Linked DNA regions of Homo sapiens: regions 1 and 2 are each linked to region 3. Evidence: chromatin loops called from intact Hi-C (ENCODE). Cell type or tissue: PC-3. All regions are shown on one strand.

Region 1 (8,000 bases), 620 kb after region 3:
AATTCAACAAATGTTTACTGAGCATCTTCTATTTGTGAACTTTCTTCCTGACTATAAGGATTACACAGATTGCTAAAGGGCATAAGACAATGAAAACAATTGCAACACAACAAGTAAGAAAGAAGTCAAATGATAGGGCAATTGTGTTTGATTGGAGAATCAGGAAAATATCCCATGGGAAAAAAATAGCTTTTGATATAAGCCTTGAAGGATGAGTAGATTTTCATCATAGAGATGAACGAAAGAAGAATATTTTTAAATAGAGATTATAGGACTTTCTGATGAACAACTTTCCTATCAGTACTATCAGCACTTACTGTTACATGACCAAAAGATGTATAAGCTCTCGTGAAAAAGATGTGGGGATTTTAATTGCTCTCAGCCTCGACATAGGCTAGAAAAGTTTGATGTTCAGTGTAGGAAGAAACCAGTGGCCAATGGTTGTTTAGCACACCGCTGAGTGCTCAGGGGAGCCTCAGGAAAGAGGCAAAGGGAGTTGAGCTGGATCTGTTGGGAAAAGGATTCTCACAGAAAGTAGTTTATGGATGAATGTTCCAGCAACTGTGTATATATTTTCTCAGAACAAGGGGAAAGTAAGAGCACAAAGAGAGGCTGGGACAGTCTGAGTAGGGGCTCGTGCACTTAATTTGGAGTCAAAAGGTAAAGGTTCACCCACACATGCTACCTCTGTAAGCCTAGGCACATCACTCAGCCACTCTGAGCTTCAGTTTCCAATATCCCAGGAGTGCTATAGGGATTAAACGAGACAAGGTAGGTGGACATCCTCAGCCAAATGTGAACATTACCCAGATTTTAGGTACTAGTTACTGTGATTATTATTATTACCTTTAGAAAGGTTTTGCATTTATCCCTATGTGAGGTAATAAAATCCTGGAATGCAGTGGAGGCAAAAAAACATTGACAAGAGGAAACAGGAAAAATGCACTGAAGAGAAAAAGTCAAAGTTGGTCATTGATTGGATTGGTGGTGGCTGGGACCACAGAGCTAAGAATAAAAAAATTTTTTTTTCATTAATGACAAACAAAAGAAAGAAACTTCAGCATATGGTTTGCAGCCATCAAATGGCAGCCTTTTTCACTGAAGCCACCACTTGGCTTGCATTTTATATCCAAGTTTACATTCCAATACCCCGTGCCCCACTTCCATTATCGATTCAAAATTTTCTTTCTCTCCCTCCACACTGAAGCTAAACTGCAGGACAGGAAAAAGCATGTGGCTTGGTGTGCTAAAAGTTATTGTCATTTATTAACTCCTACTTTCAAGGCCAGAAATTACAAATAGAATGCTGAGCCACTGCTACTGGTAGAGGAAAAATATGCTCTTAAAATTGATAGGATGCACACCCACCATTCTCCTCATTGCCGGCCACCAATATATCAACGGTTGCCAAGTGATTACAGCCTATGACCACCAGTGGCCAGATATTGATTTCTCTTGTATTCAGCAGCAGTTGAAGTTATGCATATGTGTGCACACACACACAGACACACACACACACACACACACAGAATACACTTTAAACCTTATAATCAAATTAATTATGTTTCTGTCAGAAAAAGTATTTTTATTTCTAGGACAACACAGTAAGAGTTTTTTTTAAAAATCTTTTAATTAGAACTAACTCTAAAATGATACTTCATTAAATCACTTAAAAGGAAGTATAACCATCCGAATCCTGCACTCATTTGTACAACAAAGTCTAGATTGGTACTAATTATGTGACACTTGTCAATTCCTTGCAATATGCCTCGTCATGAGTAGATTCTTTAAGCTCAGAGGTAGAATAGGTAAACCATTCACAGGATGCTACAGATACCAAGAAACAGTCATTATCTTCTCTGCAAGTCCAATTGTATATATCTTTCAAGGTTGTTCATTGTTTTGAATTATATTGTCCAATTTTCCTCCATTAGAGCAGATAATGGAGCATGAACTATATCTGGTAACATCTATGATCTAGGAGTAGGTCATACCCTAAGCAAAATTATGACATAGAAAAAATGTCTTTAATATCCTTGGATCTCTCTTTTGACCATTTTCCTTACATATCTACCCATCCTCCTTCTCCATGGCTTCTTTTGGGACTTCTTTCTCCAATAGTATCCTGTAATTGAGATCTTTCTTGTCTTACCCTGGATTAACAACACTTACATATCTTGTATTTTACTATTTAAAAGGCATGGTCTTCATTCATGAATGCTATACCAAAGAGAGTTACCTCAGTGGTAATGTAAGGCTTTGTGGCTAGCCAAAGAGATTTTTCCATATTCCTCAAACCATATCCTCTAACATCACACTCAGGGTGAGGTGCAGGTAAAGGAAAATATGTCAAAGCACCTTGTTAATTTCAAACAGCTCCATAAATGAAAGAAAGCATTATTATTATTCTGCCTGCACAAAGGGTTAGTGGGATGCTGGAGCTGGCTTATACTGTGTATATCTCTTAACTGTGTACATCTCTTCCTTTAGCTTCATTCAATGACATCAAGTTGGAGGTTTGAAATCAGCCCCAGTGAAAATATTTACACCATGATAATTGGTAAATGCTACATATCAGGGCTTCTCCCTGCACTTCCTAGAGAGCCAGTTTACCAGCACACCACTGCATAAGATCATCTTTATGTAGAAATAGATGGCATCTTGAAATTTTTTTTTAATTTTTTGGCCCATTGAGTTGCCCTATTTTCCTGATTAGTCTTCTTCCCTTGCCAACACAACATGAAAGGATTTGCCCATGCACATACATATCTCAACTCACTGTAATAATTAGCTTAATCATGGCTTTTCTATTCACTGGTATATGCTCAGCACCTACACTGCCTAACATATAGAAGGTGAAAAATATTAGTTGATTAAATGAGCACACAGACATCCCACATCTACACTTGTGTGTGAACAGACACACACACATATGCCCACTGAGTCTGAGTTAACATGAGAGAGCTATTTATAAACAACACTTCAGTAGTAAAGGGCCATTTTATTTTCTAGTTAGAATATTTACTTGGTTTATTGCCAATGGCCTAAAATTCCTGGAGAAGCAACTGTTAACAACAGACAGGATCAAAAGCTATTTAAATATTGCAGAAAAACATGTTTTGCTACTTTTAAGTTTTATTATCCTCTTAGGAAAAAGACTAATTTTTGAAGTGCAAGTCGTCCAAAACAAATCTTTTTAAGTCCCCAAGATGCACCAATATGCTTAATGGGCAAAATTGCCTCATCTCGTATCATCACTGATTCTAACTTCAGAGTCACTAGCTCTCTCCTTCCTTTTGCTCAAACAACCTTCTCACCGTCTGTTCACTCTTCAGTTAGACCCCACAGAAACCACGCTGTCAAAGGTCACAATGACCTTCCAAGTGGCAATCTCCAGGACATTTCTCAGTTTTGTAAATCCCTCTGTTGCATTTGGCACTGTTGTCTTCTGCTGAGTCTCATTCTGGCCATGTTCAATTTCCCCCGGCCTGCCAATATGTGTCAGCGCCCCTCCCTGGAGTTCCTCCAGCCCTGCCCCACAGCTCCTGGCTCTTACTTTCCCTTGCTCTTTGATTTCTGACCTCTTGGTGTCCTGCACACTTTGGCTACTATTCCCCCACCTCACTCACAGGATTGTCACATACCTGTCACAAAGAAGGCTCTTACCTATGTAGCACATAATGAACACAAATTTCATGCCCACACATACACCCAGGTGCACACATGCATGCACAGGTATATGCGTGTGCATACAAACATATATTGACACGTCCATTAGCTCACTTCTTAGCCCTCGTCTGTGTGTGTGGACTTCCCCCCTCTGCCTTTCAGCACATCTGGCTCTTCCCCGCAATTCCCCTCCTTGCCTCTAGGGGGCAAACTGTGCCTCAGTCTCAGCCTGATGTTGAAAAAGTCCTCAGTTAAATTCTCCCCTCCCTTTAATTTAGGTGAGATTCACTCACCTAAGTTAGTTCTAGGTCCCGCCCCATCTTCTCTTCCCTTAAAGGCAGAGGTGCCTCAGGCGCTGTCTTTGACTTTCTCTGGTCTCTATCCCAAAGTTATCACTTTGTCTCATAGAATCCCATGGCTTCAACTATCCCCTACATATATTCATATTCCCCAAAAGCAAACCTGGAGAAGACCTGAATTAAATCTCTAGTTGTAGCTTCCACTGACACTGAAGTCTCAATATGCCCCAACCCAACCTTTTTATCTTCTCACTCAAACATATTTTACTTTGCATTAATGACACTAGACCCTAATTACTCCTGTGAGAACTACTAAATGTACTTGTGATTCTCCCCTCTCTCTCTCCCCTCAACTTTCATTCATTTGCTGAATTCTGAGGATTCTCCCTCTGCAAGAGTTCTCACCTCTGTCTCTGCATTACCACTGCCTACTGCCACAGTTGAGGCATTGGGCGTTTCTCGTGTGAACCGTCACAGTGAAATGCTAACTGACCACATCACGATGAGCCTTTCTCCCTCAACTCAGCTGCCATACTCACCTGCTAGACTTGTCTTTCTAAGCCCAGTATGAGGCTGTATGTCACTCTTTGTATTTTCCACTGCTGACAACAATATCTGCACAAGATTACCAGCAGACTGCCTACATCTGAATCATCCAGGAGGCTGGCTTACAATGCAGATTTCTAAGCTCCACTTCAAGCCAGCTGAATCAAATCAGTAGGTCCCAGAAATCTACATGTTCAGCCAAGTCCCTTTATAAGCCTTCAGCCCACTACAGCAGGAGAGCCACTGGCATAGAGCTTCCTCTGTAGGGCATTTAAAGCCTTTCACTATCTGGCCCCTGCTTACCTTTTAATCTGATTTTCGCCAGTCCCTTCACCCATGCCCTCATTCTCCATACTTACCCTGTGCCTTTGGGTGTTTCTCTCCCTGAAATGCCCTCTGCCTTTTGCTGCCAGATCTTACTAAAGCTTAGCCCTAAATTCACATACTCTGTGGCATCGTCTGTGATGCCTCTGGTTATATCCAATTCCTACCTCTTCAGGACCTCTGTTACCCTCAATAAAACAGGATTTGTTCAGCTGGTGAGTAACTCCACGAGAACACAGGTTTTGATCAATAAGAGTTTTATTACTTGGTGCAAGTAAGGAGGATACTGGGAGTGTTCTCCAAAGCAGTGTCTCCCGGAGAGAAGGGGACAGGAGGGTTTTATGCGGCAATGGAGAAGGGTGCATCATGGCAGGTAGAGGAGGGGTCCCAGTTGCACAGACATGATGAGTCATCATGCCAGCATATGGGTTGCATGTCATGGTAATGCAGGTATAGCTCCTCCCAGGGTGGAGACTTTGGCATAGTAATGAGGAAAGTTCACTCGAGTTCATCTAGAAGTTGCCAGGATCAGTCAGGACCTGGTTTAAACCAACAAGGTGACTGCATTCCACACAGGCTGCAGGGCAGGAGGCTGTAAAACAGACTGACCAGACTGACTGCTCAACTTGATTCGATTCCTATCATCCCTGGAGACTCTCCCTGTCTGTTTATACTCTTATATACTTTATAACAGTGTATCTCTGTGCATTATAGTAACTGTTTTAGTACCCCTTTCCTTTTTGGCCAAATACCTCTTAAGGGCAAGAACCAAGTTTTACTTATCCTTTTACCCCAGTGTCTGACACATAGTCAGTGCTCAATAAAATGATGTTTGAATGAATGACTGCATAAATACTGTCTTCCACCACTGCAATTCAAACATCAGACTCCATGGATAGCAGCATTTAGAAAAACACTTATATCTAACCATAATGATTCTGACAGGTTCCTGATAACTCTGGAAGTGTTATGCATTCCATCAGACTGAGAGGACCCAAATTTCATTTCTGAAATTCAGAGGACATCACAAGGAGACAGTTCCATTTAAATTTATCTTTCCAATTAAGGGCATAGACACAGATTCAGTTAGTTTGTACCGAAAGAGCCATTCATAGAATAGCCAACAGCTAAGGCCTAATTCTCAGACTAATGAGTAACTAAAGATATTTTTGAAAAAGCTGAATGTCGACAATATGACAGGGACACCAGAAAAACAAGGCTGTGGATGGCACTTGCCATCTGTCATCTGTCCAACAGTTGATGGCATTATTTGAATAACCCCTGAGTTTGTGGATTAGTCTTGTGGACCAGAGATAGGAGTGGAGGGGTTAGGAAGAAGGAAGTCACAAGGTCCCCTCTTTTCAAGAGTTTACAGTTCAGTTAGAACCACCTAAATGCTGCATGTGGCAAAAACCCAGGAATAAAAACAAAGAAGTATGGTAGAGACTGCACATTGACCTAATGTAGAAACAAAGCCCACAGCTGCTAGGGAAAGAAAGAGATTCGAGATTTATTTGTAATGAGAATTTTGGCACTGGAAGAGCCTACAGAGACCATGTAATACAGCAGTCTCACTTCACAAATGAGAACTAAATGCCGAGTGAAGTGACTTTTCCAAAGCCATTCGAATTGTTTATTTAACCAGGAAACCTTTCAGATAGAAATAAGATATGCCTGGAAAAAGAGAAGGTAAGTTTTTCAGAGAGCTATGTTGGAGGAGGGAAAAACTATGTGAGGAGAAAAAGAGAAAGAGGTTTCTGCAGAAGGAGAAGAGGCAAATGAGCAAGTTTGGGAGATGAAAGCAAGAATTTCTAGTGCAGTGCAAAGAAGAGTGATGAGGAGTGAGACTGGGGTGTCACGTTGGAGGTGGGAACCAACCTTTATGAATGGAAAGTCTTAGCTAGAAGAAGGAGGAGGGTTGCTATGAACCCAACTGAGTTCCAGCCCTATATAATGAATTCCTGTGCTGTTAGAATCCAACCTCACTCAATCACAAATTTTTGAAGCTGGAAAGACCTTGAAGGAAAACTAAGGAACTCATCTTAGAGATGAATAAGCCCAGGTTCAGAAGGAGGCAGGGCAAGTGTGTGGTCTTTGGAAACATGCTGATTCTAGTTTTAACACTCATCAGCCATATGTCTTTGAGCCACTTATTGAAGCTCTTTGAGCCTCTGTTGCCTTTCCTGTAAGAAGGAGATATATTCAATTCATAGTGTTGTTATAAGGGTTAGACTATCATGCATCATTAGCACCTGGCCTAGTGTGAGCCCATAAATGGAATTCAGTGAATGCTTCTTCTGCCTCCCTTTGTGCTAAGAGATGAGTTGCCTTGCCCAGGTCATCAGCTTATGCATAGCAAAGACAAGGCAGAAACTTTAATGTTTAAACCTGAAAATCCAAGCTACAGCCCTAAAACAGGCTGCCCCTCTTGCAAACTCTACCTAGGCTCCCACCAAAGTACTTAGGATCCTTTTGAAAAGGGGCAGTTCCGGAATTGCCATAAGAGACCAGGAATTCACAATCAGAACTTCATTTGCTTTCCTTCCTGAAGTTTGTCTTTAGTGAGCTCACAGCCTTGACGAATGAAGAAACAAACCCATCTCAAACAAACAAAAAACAAAGAGGGCAGATCAAAGACAAGTCCTCTATGAAAGTATGTCAGCTGGGGATAGAGGATAAAAGCTTTTTTGTTGCTGAATGAAAAAGCTCTTTTGGCTTCATGATTTCCTAGGGATTATAATAATAATGGCCTGGATTATCAATACAATTCACATCTGAATGTGCTTCACATTTCTCAAAACCTGAAGATTGGAAACTAAATTGTTGAAAGCCAATCAGTCCTGGCCAGGTAGAGGTGCAAGGTAGACACAGAGACTCTTGAGCTGTAGGAGGTTTTATCAATATGACAGATACCCTTTGAGGGATGAGCTATTGGCATGTGGGCATTGAAGTCCTGGACAGAATGTAAATATTAAGACTTTAAAATAATAAATACAATATTCCCCAAACGAATCTTTTTATCTTCTACCTCAAACACAACTAGTGCTCTTATCAATGACCTGGGACAGTGCTTTTTTTTTTTTTTTTTTTTTTTTTTGCTTGTCTTTAGTAATGTACTGCAACTCTGCTCAAGTTTGTTAAGCATTTCTCAGGTTCCAAAGA
Region 2 (8,000 bases), 980 kb after region 3:
AACCAAAAACAGAAAAAAAAAACAAAAAGGCAGCCTGGAGACAGAAGGAGCTGTTGCTGCCTGAAAGTTAGAAGAAAATCAGGAGTGCACTTTCCCAGAAGCAAAGCAAAGAAACATCCCTAGAAGAGTCGGCGGAGCCCAGGGCCCCAGTAGGGTGAAGACAGCATCGGCCATTGGCTTTGGCAACCTGGAGCTCGAAAGAGGAGACAAGGGTAGTTTCAGTGGTGCATGGGAGGGAACCCGTGAGAGAATGGGAAGTGAGGGATGAAGCAGACACAGCAAGAGCACACAGCCCTTCTCAGGAGCTTTAAGAGAAACAGGAGCAGAGAAATGGAGCAGGAGTTAAAACTAAGTCTAACATGAGGCGTTTTATGTTAGGAGATTCCAGCATATTTATATGCTGATGAGTATGAGCCAGGGGAGAAGGAAAATGTGAAGATGTCAGGGAAAAAGAAGTAATTGTAGAAGCAAACACTTGATTGGAGGGAGGGTTTAGGAACCATAGCACACATAGGGAGTTTGGCTTGGGACGAGCAGAGAGTTTTCTTGAACTCCTCCCTTAGATCCCTAATCACTTATCTCTAAGCTATACTCGTGACATCTTAAATCTTGAATCAATCACCAAATGTAGTAATTTATTCACCCCATAGTATTGATCATCTTTTGTCCCTTGATTTTCATTCTCACTGCCGTCATTTGGTAACTAAATTATCACATCTTGGAGAATCACTTGAACCTGGGAGGCAGTGAGCCGAGATCGTGCCACTGCACTCTAGTCAGGGTGACAGAGCAAGACTTCATCTCAAAAAAAAAAAAAAGGTAAAAGATGTTTGTTTTAATTTTCAAACCATAACCACACTGAGCCCCTACCTGCCCAGAGCAGCAGGATGACCAGTCTCTTTCCATAATTCCCTTCTCCAAATACCCTGAGTACAGATAAGGTGGCACCTGCAGTCCATGGATCAGCCTGTGAGAGACTCCAATGCTCCCCTTGAAGCTACAATCACTGATGTCCAGACACTGGTCTCTGCTGCCTCCTGTCCCTTCCCTGCTAAGGCAAGGGCCTGGGGTCCCTGTTGGAATCCAGAGGATGAAGCAGGGCAAAGACAAGCCCCCAGTAGCTAGCCACAATGGTCACCTTGCTCATCAACATTCAGCAGACAGGGGAAGAGGAGGAGAGATTGCCCAGGGAGATTGTATAAGCCAGGCCTGGAAGGGATACCCATGGCCACACCTAAAGAGCCTGGAATATTTGGTCTAGCTGTATTCCCAGGAAGAAGAGAAAACAGGTTTGTTGGGTGGTAGTGACACATGATCATCTTACGAACCTGGGATAATAATAGATGTTGCATAAGGACCGGCTGAGGATACGAGATTATAGGTGACACAAAGTTTCTTAGCATATTACTTGGCACTTACATGATGGGCAAATGATCAGCTTCCTAAGTCTTCTCCCTTTTTCCCTCCTCCCTAGTCTCTCTTTTCACCAATCCTTTCTACCATTTGTTTCCTCATTAGTATTTCTAAAAGTTCTACTTTTCTCAAGTCATTACCTACTCCCCACCCCAATCAGAAAATGCTGGTAGTTCCCCCATTGCCTTCAGGACGAAGTCCAAATTCCAGAACCTGGCATTAAGTCTCCCACCCCAAAGGGATCGCTCTTCCACCCCTATTCCCATCATGAAGCTGCTCTATTCTCAGAACACACCAGGTGGGTTCACTGCAAGTGTAATGTGTCCCATCTCTGCCCCCACCCAAATCTTATTCATGTTTCAAAAACGAATTCATATCCTACCTTTTCCATGAGCCTCCTCTGACCACGCAGGCATCCCTTCCTCAGTTGAAGTCCTGTAGCACACATCATTTCTTCTCACTGGACATGTGTGACATTTCTTCACATTATTCATTAACTTCCGTCTGTGTGAATCTTCCTCCCACAATGGTACTGGAGTTCCCTAAGGACAAGAACCATGCCTCACTCTAGATTGCCTAGCACAGTCCTTTTTGCAAAAAAGATGATTAAATAAATGTATTAAAGCACACATTTCAAGAGTAAGATGTACTAGGAAGAGCTCAGATCTGAGCTTTAAATCCCAGGTACAACATTTGCAAGTTGCATGGTTAGAAACTTCTAAGTCAGAGCTAATTACAGCTACCTGACAGGGGGGTTTTGAGTATTAAGTGAGATAATGTATATAAGGCACCTAATATGTACCTGAAGCACGGTGGGCTCTCAACAAATTCCCTTCTCCTGCCACCCTACCTGAAACTGACATAGAATGACAAGGGACAAACCTGTTAGGAGACAGGCAAAGATGATAAAGGTACTTTCCATTCCACAGCTCAGAGATCCTGTTCCAGGAAGCATCTGTCTTGACAAGGTGTGAGGACTCTAAGGGAGGCTGAAACTCTAAGGGAGACAATGAGATGCTAACAAGCTGGAAATCAGATGCATTTCAAGAACCATTTACACCCCAACAGGCTGACCTCAGAAGGGCACTCGAGACTGCCCACTGCTTTGTACTGCAGGAAGGTGAGTGTTCAACCCTAAAGAGGCGCTGGTCCAGGAAGCCCTGGTTCAGTATCCCAGTGGCTGAGGTCTGACCTGTAGCCTGTTCTCAACCAAATGGAGGAAGATGGGGGGTCACTCAGGCCCAGACCAGAAAGCAGGCTCACCGCCCTCTTACTTGCTGTCAAATTTCCTAACCAGTCATTAGAAGAGTCACTCTGTGGGACACCCAGTTGAGTCCATGCTATTAATAACATAATAAATGTGTGCAACTCAGGATAAAAATAATTCTCTGTACCTACATAGAAGGATGTGTGCATGGGCCTGTATGTCCTTTGAAGCACCATTAATGATTGAACAAGAATTCATTGCACCTTTTTTTTCCAGAGCAGCCTCTGACACTTTATAATCTGAGAAAAAAATGGCAGAACTTCTGCATCTCATGTGGAGCAGTTGAGTTTCCTGCCCACTTGTTTTCTCAGATAAACCCGAGTCAGGCTCCCAACTCTCCAGCCCACCCACCCAGGACTTTGCGCAGAGATTTGCCTTCATTTCCTCATCTGTACCCGGTGTGACAACACTTACCTTGCAGGTAGTCATGAGCATTAAATAGAGGAAACTAATCTTCCTAAAGTGCTGGTATCGTGCTTGCTGTTCCAACCCTGATAGCCATCATTACATTATTACAAGTCAAGCTGAAGGGCAGGAGAATAAATTGTAAGAATTTATTAAGCGTGGGTAGGGACCGAGTCTGGGCAGCCACAAGCAAAAATGGGAAAGGGATTCGCATGGTGGGAATGGCATTTGCCCATCTCCATTTTCGAGGCCTCTCTCTGGGTTCAACAGTTCTTCTAAGATCACATATGGCTGTCTGGCCACTTTAGTTGTAAGCTTTCTCTGCTTCCAAGAGATGTGAACTCATTTCAAGCAGCTCATTGGCAGCCCTCCTGCCCATTCTATGCATATTTTACAGAGGAGAGCTTTGAAGCTTAAGCAAAATGGCATTTGCAAGGTCACAGAGCTCACTGGTGGCAGAGCTGGGATACAGGACTATTGGATTCAAAGCCCCCCACCCACTCTTTACCTCCCTCCCCTTTCTAAAGCATGACCCACTGGAGCTTTCACGGTGGGGGCTATAGATTGTGGAAAAAAGTGGCAACATGACTGTGAACTTGCATCTGATCCAGTGATTCCAAATTCCCTTACAATTGAGGCAGAGACTCCGCCAAAGGGACTGGTGAGCCCTGTGACTGGCCCCATCACCATGACAACACTCCTGTTCCAGCGCCTCAAGGGATCTCCACTCTCCTACCTTCTCACGTAGGTGGGAAAGGTGGCGTCCTCACCTACATGTACGGCCAGGACTCCCATAATTTAAGAAGAGCCAGCTAGATCACTAAAATGGTCTCCATGCTACACGTTACAACTGCACATCTCAGCACCCAAAGCCTTCACTGGAGAGAGAAAACCGTGCCTGGGTGACTCGTGACTCGACATTGGCTCCGGACGTGTCAGTACAGAGGAACGTCGGTACCGGATCCCAGACATAGGGCTGAGCCCAGCTGGTTCTCATTCTCTTCTGGGGCCAGGCCTGCTGCTGGTTTCATTTAATTGAATATTTTGATTGTTTGATTTCTGTAGCCAGAAGCCTGTAGGCAGTAAATGCCCTTTTCCATCAGTTCAAGAAAGAAAATGTACCTGCCGAGGTAGTATCTGCTTCGCTGAGCTGCTGACTTATTTTAAGAACTAAATCTTTCCTGTTACTATATTTTTCACTCTGGGGTGTGCGCGCTCCAAGACTGACAGTAACTCAGGTCTAGGACAGGAGCGTCCTCTCGGCGATGACTTAGCGCCACCTACTGACCACTTGCTCAACAGCGGCCACGTTCAGCAACCACGGTGATCTCGACAGACACGAAAATGTTCTGTGCTCTCAACGAGAAGTTCTGCATGTATTCTTCCCTTCTCACATAGCAGAGCTTGCCTAGCAGAATTGTGCTCCTTTTATTTTTTAATATAAGTAAGTTAAGACACAGGGCTCCAGCAAGAAAGCTGAGCAAGTTCTCCATTTGGCAACTGTTTCATACTTCCCGACTTTGGCGGCTGTCATTTATAAATGATGAGCTCATGAGTGAGGAGGCTGATGCAACCCCCAGGGGCCCAAAACACAAGCATGGAGAAAGACAGCCCTCCTGTGGGATCTGATGCAATCGTCTTGTCTTCTTTAGGCTTTGATACCAGTGTTTCTAAACTTTAGGTGCAAGATTATCCTCACAGCACCTCTAAGGAGTATAAACCCCAGGGTTATTACTTACCGGTTACCACAGCAACTCATATGTAAAGAGTTGGAAAGTCCTTCCTCTGTGGTGATTGAGAGTAGACATGGAGCTGTTTGCAACCCCCTAAACACATTGCCCCCTTGCCACACAATAGCAAAAATTGAGAATTATCATCCTGTCACCACCCAGTGGCTCTGGGCCCTCAAGCTCCCAATTACTTACAGATATCTACAGCAGAGTCTCTTGACCTTCGCACCATCGGGTCAGATAGGTCTTTGTTGTTGGGAGGCTGCCTGCGCATTATGAGCATTTAGTAGTATCCTTGGCCTCTACCCACTGGTGTCACTGGCACCCCACCACTGTCCCCAAACCTCCACCCCTGTTATAACAATCAAAATACCTATAGACATTGCCAAATGTTTCCTGGGGGTACAAAATCACCTCTGCTTAAGAACCACCTATCTGGAAGGCAAATACATGGAATATAAGAAGAACAACAACAGTAATAATTACTAGTACTGCTATCATTTAAAAGGTAAAATTGCACCACCAGCTAATGGATAAGTCATCGGCTTCCTAAAAGGCACTAATTACGTGCTGAGACTTTTATGGCCTTATCTTATTTAGTCTTCACAACCAAGAAACCAGTCTGTGTTGACAAAACATTCACATTACAAGGAAACTGAAGATCAGAGATGCCAAGTAACTTGGCCAAGGGTGCAGAGCTGTCAGTGGCTGAACTACCATTTGAAACCAGACTTTCCTGACTGTAAAATCTGAGCCTGTCACCACCTCCAGATCCTGAGGTCACATAGCACAGATAGTTCTGGAACAGTCCTCACTCTCAAAAGTTCTGCCAGAGTATGCTAGCACTATTCAAATAATATATCTAGATTTAGATTTAAAGACATAAAGACTGTAGCTATCCTCTGTAAGAAATTGACCCAAAGTGTGACTGCTGTGGAGGTTTTCCAATAGGGGAATAGAGCGGGCCAGAGTCTTGGCCAGTAATTGACTGTATGGCCTTTATTTGGGGTCAGTTACTTAAGCTCTTGAAGTCTCTTCTTGTTCATATATAAGATAAAAAATTTTGTCAGAGCAATGGTACTCAACTCTGGCTGCACATTAAAATCACTTGGGTAGCTTTTTGCCATGGTTTGGATCTGTGTCCCCACCCAAATCTCATGTAATCCCCAATGTTGGAGGTGGGGCCTGGTGTGAGGTGGGATTGGATCATGGGGGCAGATTTCCCCCTTGGTACTGTCCTCAAGATACTGAGTTCTCATGAGATCTGGTTGTTTAAAAGTATGTGGCACCTCCCTTCTCTTTCTCTTTTGCTCCTGCTCCTACCGTGAAGACATATCTGCTCCCCATTTGCCTTCTGCCATAATTGTAAGTTTCCTGAGGTCTTCCCAGAAGCCAAGCAGATGCCAGCATTGTGCTTCCTGTACAGTCTGTGGAACCATGAGCCAATTAAACCTCTTTTCTTTATAAATTACCCAATCTTGGGTGTTTGTTTGTGGCAATATGAGAATAGCCTAATACAGAAAATTGGTACCAGGAGTAGGATATTGCTATAAAGATACCCAAAAATGTGAAAGCAACTTTGAAACTGGGAAATAGGCAGAGGTTGGAAGAATGTGGAGGGCTAGAAGACAGGAAGTTGAGGGAAGGTTTGGAACATCCTAGAGAGTTGTTTAATGGTTGTGATTAAAATGCTGACAGTGACGTGGACAGTGAAGTCCAGCCTGAAGATGTCTCAGATGGAAATGAGGAACTTATTGGGAATGAGTAAAGGTAACCTTTGCTATGCCTTATCAGACAGCTTAGCTGCATTATGCCCCTGCTCTAGAGATCTGTGGGACTTTGAACTTGAGAGTGGTAATTTAGGATATCTGGCAGAAGAAATTTCTAAGCAGTAAAGTGTTCAAGATGTGACCTGGCTGCTTCTAACAGCCTATGCTCATATGTATGAGCAAAGAAATGACCTGAAGTTGGAACTGATATTTAAATGGGAAACAGAGCATAAAAGTTTGGAAAATTTGCAGCTTGGCTGTGTGGTAGAAAAGAAAAGCCCGTTTTCAGGGAGGAATTTAAGCAGGCTGCAGAAATTTGCATAAATATAAAGGATCCAAGTGCTAATAGCCAAGGCAATGGAGAAAAGGCCTCAAAGGCATTTCAGAGACCTTTGCAGCAGCCCCTCCCATCATAGGCCCAGGGACCTAGGAGGAAAGAATGCTTTTATGGGTTAGGCCCGGGGACTCTGCTGCCCTATGCAGCCTCAGGACACTGCTCTCCACATCCCAGCCACTCCAACTTCAGGCATGGCTCAAAGGGATATAGTACAGGCCACTGCTTCAGAGGGTGCAAGTCATAAGCCTTGGCAATTTCCATGTGATATTAAGCCTGCAGGTGCACAGAGTGCAAGGATTGAGGCTTGGGAGCCTCCACCTAGATTTCAGAGGATATATAGAAAAGCCTGGATGTCCAGGCAGAAGCCTGCAGCAGGGGCAGAAGCCTCATGGAGAACCTCTACTAGGGCAGTATGAAGGAGAAATGTTGAGTTGGAGCCTCCACAAAGAGTCCCCACTGGGGTACTGCTTAGTGGAGCTGCACAAAGAGAGCCACCGTCCTCCAGACCCCAGAATGTTAGAGCCACCAACAGCTTGCACTATGTGCCTGGAAAAGCCACAGTCAATGCCACCCTGTGAGAGCAACCATGGAGGCTGAACCCTGCAAAGTCATAGAGGCAGAGCTGCCCAAGGCCTGGGGAGAGCACTCCTCACACCAATGTGACCTGCATGTGAGACATGGAGTCAAAAGAGTTTATTTTGGAGCTTTAAGTTTTAATGACTGCCCTGCTGGGTTTTGGACTCGCATGGGGCCTGTAGTTCCTTTCTTTTGGCAGATTCGTCCCTTTTGAAATGGGAATGTTTACCCAATGCTAGTATCCTCATTGTATCTTGAAGCAAATAACTTCTTTTTTATTTTTTAGGCTCATAGGTGGAAGGAACTTGCCTTGTCTCAGATGAGACTTTGAACTTTGGAATTTTGAGTTAATATTAGAATGAGTTAAGGCTTTGGGGGACTGTTGGGGAGGCATTATTGTATTTTGAAATGTGAGAAGGAAATAAGATTGGGAGAAGTGCCAGGGGTGGAATTATATGGTTTAGATCTGTGTCCCCACCCAAATCTCATGTTGAATTGTAATC
Region 3 (8,000 bases):
ATATACATACACATATATACATATATACATACACATACATATATACACATATATATCCAAATTATACATATATATATCCAAATTATACATATATATATATAAACACACATATTATATGCCCAAAAGTTTGAGGAGTTACTGTCCTCAATGGTGAAAACAGGGGTAACTATAAAAAGCAAATCAAACCTCTATTTTAAAATTTGTCAAACAACACGTTGCCAAATGGATTTACTTGCCTTGAACTGAGTTGTATCACAAGGAATCCCATTTCCTGTGATGTCTCAGGGAAGATTCAAAGCAAAGCCCTTGTAAAGTGTGTGGTTGTACAAGGATGTTCCCTGGCTTGTTGGGGATCATGGTTATATTCCTACTAGATAATAAAAGGAAAAATGACCCTGAGCCCTTTTAACACAGTCTTTGCTGATCTTCCTGTAATCAGCTATTCCTTCCTTCAGCAGTGTCTAGAATGGTCATCAACTTTCTCCTCATGATCAAATTTGGCAGCAACAGGATGATATACAGGCACTGCCAGGATGATATACAGGCATCGCTTGAGTGCTCATCTTAATTCTTCCACATTCTGTGTGTCCATAGGGAAATCACTTAACTCTCTGTGCCTTGATTCCTTGAATGCAATGGAAATAAGATACCTATTCTACCTGCCTCACAATTGTTTCAAGCATATGATGGCATAATATAAACTACAAAGCATAATATAATATTAAGGAATTGCTCTTATTGTTATTATACTTTGTTATTAATAATAAAAACTATTTCCTTCCATTTAATGGAATTTCTAAATTTGGAAAAGATCTTAAAGTTCAACTAGTCCAAGTTGTTCTCCAATTTCAGTGTGCTTGACTACTTCTCTATGAAGTGATAGTTCACCCTTTCCATAAAACTTCAGCCAGATTTACTGTCATCGAAGGAAATCTGAGCCACGTCGGGCAGCTCTGATGTTTCCTGCTGTAATGATGGAGTTGAGTGGAAATATTTAATTTCTATCCTGAAGTATTAGTTTAGCCTTTTAGAACCCCAGTCTATTTTCCAAGGTGGTAACTTTTAACATGTTTTAGCAGAGCTCTTGCTCCTAAATCTTCACTTTCCCCAGCTGAAGACCCTGAGCATGTTCAAATATTCTTCAAGTTGTATTGTTTTGGGTTTTCTCATCATTCTAATTGGTCAGCTCTAAATATTTCTGTTTTCTATTTCTTTCTTAAAATGTGCCTCTTTCAGCTGAATATCCTGGCATGTTATGACCAGTGTGTCTAAAAACACAACTTGATATTCACCAACCAGATCTGCTCATCTTTCCCCAAGTCTTCATCTTGTTTTTTAGCACAAGTCAAATGCCTTAATTACTTCTCGTGTGTGTGTGTGTGTGTATTTTGTCACTTGTCACCTGTCTTCATTCTAAAATTTGCTCCTTCAGTAAAGTTTTCCCTGAATATTTTAATCCAGGGCCAATGATCACCCTCATCCTTACAATCTTCAGACACTCAGGACAGTAAGTGTTCTGGGGAAACAGAGCTGGAAAGAAGGGCAGGAAGGCGGGTATGCTTGATTTTTGTCAAGAAAACAGGGGAATTGATTCCAAAACCATGAAAGACAGACTTCTAGAAAAGAGGCTAAATTTCTTCTATGTTGATCTAAAGAGCAAAATTGAGACCAGTCAGGGCAACTTGGTGGGGGAAGCTCCTGAGATACGGTGGAGAGGAGCATAGGATTGGGGACAGGATAGCTCTGGGTTCAAGTTTGAGTCTACAACTTCCTGATTCAATGGTCTTAAGTGATTTTCTGTGTCTGTTCCCAGCCTAAGCCTCTGCCTCTACAAAATGAGGTGAATTTTACCAACCTCATATGGTCCTTTTTAGGACTAATAGGCATTGATTCAATTGGCCGGGCCCAGGACTCTGTGTCCTGGGGTCTTTTCACAGCACATGCTAACTTGTCCTGCCTCTACTCGGTTTACAAGAAAAGTCTGAGTGAAAGATCAAGTTCATGTTCAGAAATATTCACTCCCTTCCCATAACTGCATTGGAAGAACAGAATTTCCTGTTCCATTCATGGTGAGCTTGGCTATGTGAATTGTTTCAGTCAGTGGGATATTAGCGTCCATGATGCAGCAGCCTTGAAAAGTATCTTCATGCTTCAACTTACACTCTTGAACTTCTGGCATTGCTATGGATAAAAATATGCCCAGAACGGACAGTTCATCCCAGGAGGAGGATAAAAGTCATGGGGAGTGGAGCTGTACCACCAGAGCTGAGGCCACCCCAAATCAGCAGCCCCCCAGTTGACCCCAGCCTGCTGCAGATGCATGAATGAGCCCAGCTGAGACCAACAGTACTGCAGAGCCAACCAGCACACTTGCAAGCTGCGTAAATGCATTTTTGTATGCTCCCGAGATTTTGTGGCTGTTTTATATGCAATGTTATTGTGGCCATAGTTACTTGAAATAACCAGTAAAATAAGATATGAATGGCTGACAAGGCTCAATATTTCCCTCCCCTGAAAGACATGGGAAGCCAATATTTTTATTTGTTTAATAAATATTTAGGTGAACTCCATGTGCCAGGTCCCCAATTGTAGTTAGTTTTCCGTTGTACAAGGGATTCTGCTTTAAAGAACTGTACTTAAAGCAGTATAGAATTATACTAGAGCCCCAATTCCCTTGACTTAAAGTTATTACACACAAAGCAAAACACAAACTGCTACATGTGCTGAGCTTATACAATGTCCCTCTTTTTAAATCTCTGTGCATCTCTCTGCCCGGTGGACTCTGGACATCACGTTGTTTCCCTAGTTTCTAGAGCTGGTCTACCTGAGCATCCTGGAAAATCCCTGTAATGTTAGGTAATGAAGTAGAATTTTACTGGGTGGAAAGCTATTTCCTTTCCCTTTCAGTAAAGTGTCTCGAACTCTACTCCCTAGTCTTTTCCACCTTCCTAGATAATTCCAAAGGAATTTGGTGTTACGTGATCCTCTGAAGGGTGGAGGCAAAGAAGGAAACTAATAAGGACTTCTTTTTATTGCATAGCTGTGCTTCCCTTAGAATGGGGATCACAGTGGGACTGCACAAGGCCATCGCTCCTGCTCTCTGAAGGCTGGGGCTGCAACTGCACAGAAGAGGGTGCTCTTGTGCAAAGCTGCAGCCAGCTTCCTGGGAGGAGGTGAAGTTTACTCGTTCCTTGCTGAGCGGATGATTCATTGCTCATGATATTTGGTAGATGTAGTCTGCATTAGTGCACACATATTCTGCAACAACAGATAAAAACCCCAAACGGCAAAAATGTCAGGAAACTCATTCGTATGGAGGGTGCACATCCATCATCCTCTGCTGTTCTGATACGACAGAGCCAACTTTTATCAGCATCCTTCCCTTTTACCCTACTGCCAGGGCCCTTTAAATGAAAATTATCAAGGAATAGGGACAAAAATAGTGCCATCCTTTTTAGAGTTTTCAAATTGCTTTCACCATTTGGAAAATAACTATATATCCATTAACTCGTTTGTCACACAAATATTTATTGAAGGACAGTTATTCTGCTTTTTCAATGCTTTTGGAGAAAGAATTGAAGCTCCTTCCTTACCAATCAGACCCAGATGACCTGATTTCTGCTTCCCTCTCCAATCTAATCTCATGCTAACTGCCTTCTCTCTGGCTCTTTTCAGCCTCAGGCTTTTGCTCTCATATTTCATTTTACTAGAATTTTTTTTCTGGTTCATATTAGGGCTTATTTGCTTTGTTTTTCTCATTCTCCAGAGCTCAGCATGAATGCCATATTCTCAGAGTGACTTTCCTTAAGTCTGTATGTTAGTCAGGGTTCTCCAGAGAAACAATCAATAGAAGATATTGATAAAGATATAGCTATAGGTATGTTATCTTGTGATTATGGAGACCAAGAAGTTCCAAGAGCTGCAACTGGCAAGCTGGAAACCCAGGAGAGCTGATGGTGTAATTCAACTCAGAGCCCCAGTCAGAAGACATTAAAGACTGACTTCCCAGCTGAAGACAGGCAGTCGAGAGAGAGAATTCTCCCTTACTCAGCCTTTTAGTTCTATTTATGCCTTCTATGTATCGGATGAGGCTTTACACAGTCTACTGATTCAAATGTTAATTTCATCCATATACACCCTTATAGACACACTCAGAGTCATGTTTAACCAAATATCCAGGCACCTTGTGATCCAGTCAAGTTGACACATAAAATTTACCCTCACAGCCTGCATCTATCAATATAGATGCCCTTCCCTAATTACTAATACCTAATCTTGTTTATCTTCTCCTGAGTGTTTATCACAATTTTTACATGCCTTGTTTACTTGTTTGTCACATATTTACTGTCTGTCTCTCCGAGAATGTGAGCTCTCTGAGGGCATGGACAGTTTGTTGTGTTTTTCACTCTGTCCCTTTAGCTCAGAAGAGTGCCAGGCTCTCGGTAAACACTCAATACGTATTTTTGAATGAAATAGTGCAAAAATTAAAATAATTGTATAATGAAATAAATATTGAAAGGCAAAATTAACAGAAAGTTATGAGGACATAGAAGAGCAAAAGCCTTATTCTTTCTGGAAGAGTCAGGAAAGGCTTTAAAATGAGGAGACATTTGAGCTAATGGGAAATCCACTAACCTGCAAGGAAGTCAAGTAGAAGAAAGATTTTCAGAAAAGATCAAACAGTGTGTGCTAAGGTGGGTGGCCTAAAGCGATGAGCATACTCCAGAAATGGCAAGAAAGTTAGTGTGTCGGGGGGTCAGAAGAGACTGAGACGGCTCTTGTATGCAGTGGCGGGATCAGCAGATAACTCACCAGAAAGTGAGAAGTCAGTGGATGCTGGAGGTTTTAAAACAGGACATTCACTTTGGAAGCAGAGTAGATAACGCTTGGAATGGGGAGAAACTGAGGCCCTGGAAACTAGTGAGGAAACAGTTACAGTAATTTGGAAAGATAAAAGATGAAACAGCAACAGAGGCACGCAGGCGTGGGCCCACAGCTTTGGCAGAAGCTGAATTCCTAATAGGAAACCTTGGATTTAGAAGTGGGTAAAACTGGCTTGTGGCTTTGGGGACAGGCCAAGAAGAACCAGTGTCTTCATCCAGCCTGTCATAACCTCAAGGTGTTAGTGTGTTTGCACTGCCATAAAGAAATATCTGAAACTGGGAAATTTATAAATAAAAGAGGTCTAATTTGCTCATGGCTCTGCAGGGTATGCAAGAAGCAAAGCACCAACATTTGCATAGGGTGAGGGCCTCAGGGAGCTTCCAATTATGGCAGAAGGTGAAGGGGAATAGGAGTGTCACATGGTGAGAGTGGGAGCAAGAGAGAGACAGGAAAGGTGCTACACAATTTTAAACAACCAGACCTCATGTGAACTCAGAGCAAGAGCCCACTCATCACCAACGGGTCGACCCTCAGCATTCATAAGGGATCTGCCCCCAAGATTCAAAGACCTCCCACCAGGGCCTGCCTCCAACACTGGAAATTACATTTGAATATGAAATTTAGAGGGGACAAACATCCAAACTGTATCACTGGGGAAGCAAAAAATAATTTGCTGTTGCAAGGACATGGGATGCGGAGGCGGGCACAGAACAGGGCCCAGCATGTGGGCATAGAACATGGCAGAGATTCTGCCATGGGGGCAAGATGACATGGAGGGGACATGCCAGATGACAGGGCAGGGTCTGTACAATCAACTGAGAGGGACAGATCTTTGTAAAGAGCTGGTGTGGCTGAAAGGGAGCTGTTAGAGACCCTGAGCATATTCAAGCAAAATAAAAGAGGAGAGAGTAAATTTCGGGAAACTTCTGAGGTAGAATTATATAGCCTAGTGACAAATTGAATATGAAATGATAAGGGTGAAAGCCAAGAAAGTCAAGAATGACTTCATTGCAACTTTGAAGCAGGGACTAGAGGAATAATAGATTTGGAGGAAGTATTTGAAGAGTGATGTTTTCTCTAAATTGAATTACTGAACTCACCACCTCACCCGCGCTCCTGGTGGTCAGCCTCTCAATATTCACATTGTGGGACTTTTCAGCAAAGAGCTCCACAGGAAGAACATATACTGCTCAGTTTCAAACCTTTGTCACATTCCAGAACAGCTCTCTTTACAAGAGGCACCAGAGAATTCACCCATTCTCTTCTCCATCATCATCATCATCTTCCTTTTCAGTACTAGCTCTTATTTACTGAGCACTTACTGTAATAAATAACCACCATTTACTGAGCACTTCCTATGTCCCAGGACTCTTCTAGGTCTACTACACATGCTAAGTCAGTTAAACTCCTTACACACCTAAGTGAAGTAAGCACACCATTATCCACTTGTTAGAAGGGAGATAACTGAGGGACAGTGAGGTGAGTGACCTGCCAAGAGAAGTCAGACACAGTGGAAGTACTTTATGCGTATTAGTGCCTTTGGTCTTCCCAAAACATTTGGAATAGCATTATTCCCTTTTTACAGGAACAAGGAGCACAAGGAGTGAGGAGGAGGTTACATCAATTTCCCCAAACCATCCAGCCCACAAGTTCCAGAGCTGATATTTGAAAGTACAGTTTCTAAGCTGGAGCCCAGAGAGGAACTAATTCTTTGAACACCTTTCTGTGTTCAAAGGCAAAGAACACAAAGAAACAGAAAACATTTTAAAAATTGCAAATAATAGTGAGGACTACAGTTGATACTTAAAAAACACAAGTTTAAAGTGTGCGGGTCCACGTACATGTGGATTTTCTTCTGCTTCTGTCATTCCTGAGATAATAAGATCAACCCTTCCTCTTCCTCTTCCTCCTCAGCCTACTCAATGTGAAGGCAAAGAGGATGAAGCCCTTTATGATGATCCACTTCCACTTAATGAATAGTAAATATATTTTTTCTTGCTTGGATTTTCTTAATAACATTTTCTTTTCTCTAGCTTACTTTATTATAAGAACACAGTATATAACACATATAACATATAAAATATGTATTAATTGACTATGTTATGGGTAAGGCTTGTGGTCAACAGTAGGCTATTAATATTAAAGTCTGAGGGGAGTAAAAATTTAGAGGTGTATTTTCTATTGTGTAGGAATCGGCACCCCTAGTCCTGTGTTGTTCAATGATCAACTGTATTTATCAAGTACAAACAATGTGAAGTGCTTTACATTGCTGTCTCCTGTAAAGGGTGTTATCATTCCTATGTTACAGATTGAGGATTTGAGGACATAGCAATTTGCTCAAGGTCACGTAGCAAGTGACAGAGCCAGGATTCAAACCTACATCTGACTCCTGGGAATTATTCAATTATGGAAAAGTAATGCAGTCTAGAATCATGGACCCAGTTTTGTTTTTCAGGCTCCCTCAGAGTTGGCTATTAAAACGCCACTTTTACTTTCTCAGCTTTTATTTCTGAGGGCAGGTTTTACAAACACTTTTCCATCCTACCATCCTCCACATGCCCTCAACTCCAATTATGCCTAAAATTGGACCTTTTCTTACAAAATATCATTGGTAAAATCCACAGATATTTACATGTTCTCACTTAAAAGTGAGAGCTAAATGGTGAGAATACATGAACATATAGAGAACAACAGACACTGGTGCCTTCCAGAGGAAGGAGGGAGAGGATCAAGAAAAATAACTAATGGGTGGTAGGCTTAATACCTGGGTGATGAAATAATCTTTACAACAAACCCTGTGACATGGGTATACCTATGTAACAAACTTGCACACATACCTCTGAAATTAAAATCAAAGTTAAAAAAAACCTGCAGATATTATCAGGCCTCAAATCACCACCTGGGAAAGGGCAGAAGACAATTGTCTCGTTTTATATAAGTCTGAGAATCTTCATGTGGAGTGAGGTCAGGTTACTGAGCTTTCCCCCAGCATTCGTAGCAATCATTGTCTCTAGGTATTCATTATTATTTTCCAGGGATATAAACTGCAAAGAGAATAGCTTCTTAAGACTATAATGTAGAACACAAACCCAAGACTAAACATGTTAACTGTGAAT

The links. A loop is a pair of places that touch in the nucleus more often than their neighbours do. Peaks named below come from ENCODE experiments on the same cell type or tissue, not always from the same donor. Only the 100,000 strongest peaks of a DNase experiment are listed, where the experiment ranks them.
Region 1: a loop joins it to region 3, with 8 times the contacts of the local background. A loop is called at or near these places in 5 of 110 quality-filtered maps.
Region 2: it touches region 3 in a loop (17-fold over the local background); 60 of 110 quality-filtered maps call a loop at or near these places.

The regions. Positions count from the first base shown.
Region 1 is chr1:222,092,490-222,100,489 of GRCh38, forward strand. The region is part of intron 1 of LOC124904518 (a long non-coding RNA gene); the gene reads right to left. Among named protein-coding and RNA genes, the nearest start is that of LINC01705, 37 kb to the left of the region's middle. RefSeq lists a silencer at 6,285-6,485. In PC-3, CTCF peaks have their summits at 3,871 (motif pointing right) and 4,077; a DNase peak (open chromatin) is centred at 3,862.
Region 2 is chr1:222,450,945-222,458,944 of GRCh38, forward strand. No RefSeq gene overlaps it. Among named protein-coding and RNA genes, the nearest start is that of TRT-TGT2-1, 10 kb to the right of the region's middle. RefSeq lists an enhancer at 4,441-4,490. In PC-3, CTCF peaks have their summits at 4,377 (motif pointing left) and 4,579; DNase peaks (open chromatin) are centred at 1,287, 4,357 and 4,657; H3K4me3 peaks cover 897 bases.
Region 3 is chr1:221,475,096-221,483,095 of GRCh38, forward strand. No RefSeq gene overlaps it. Among named protein-coding and RNA genes, the nearest start is that of LINC02817, 140 kb to the left of the region's middle. In PC-3, a CTCF peak has its summit at 3,132 (motif pointing right); a DNase peak (open chromatin) is centred at 3,156; H3K27ac peaks cover 1,432 bases.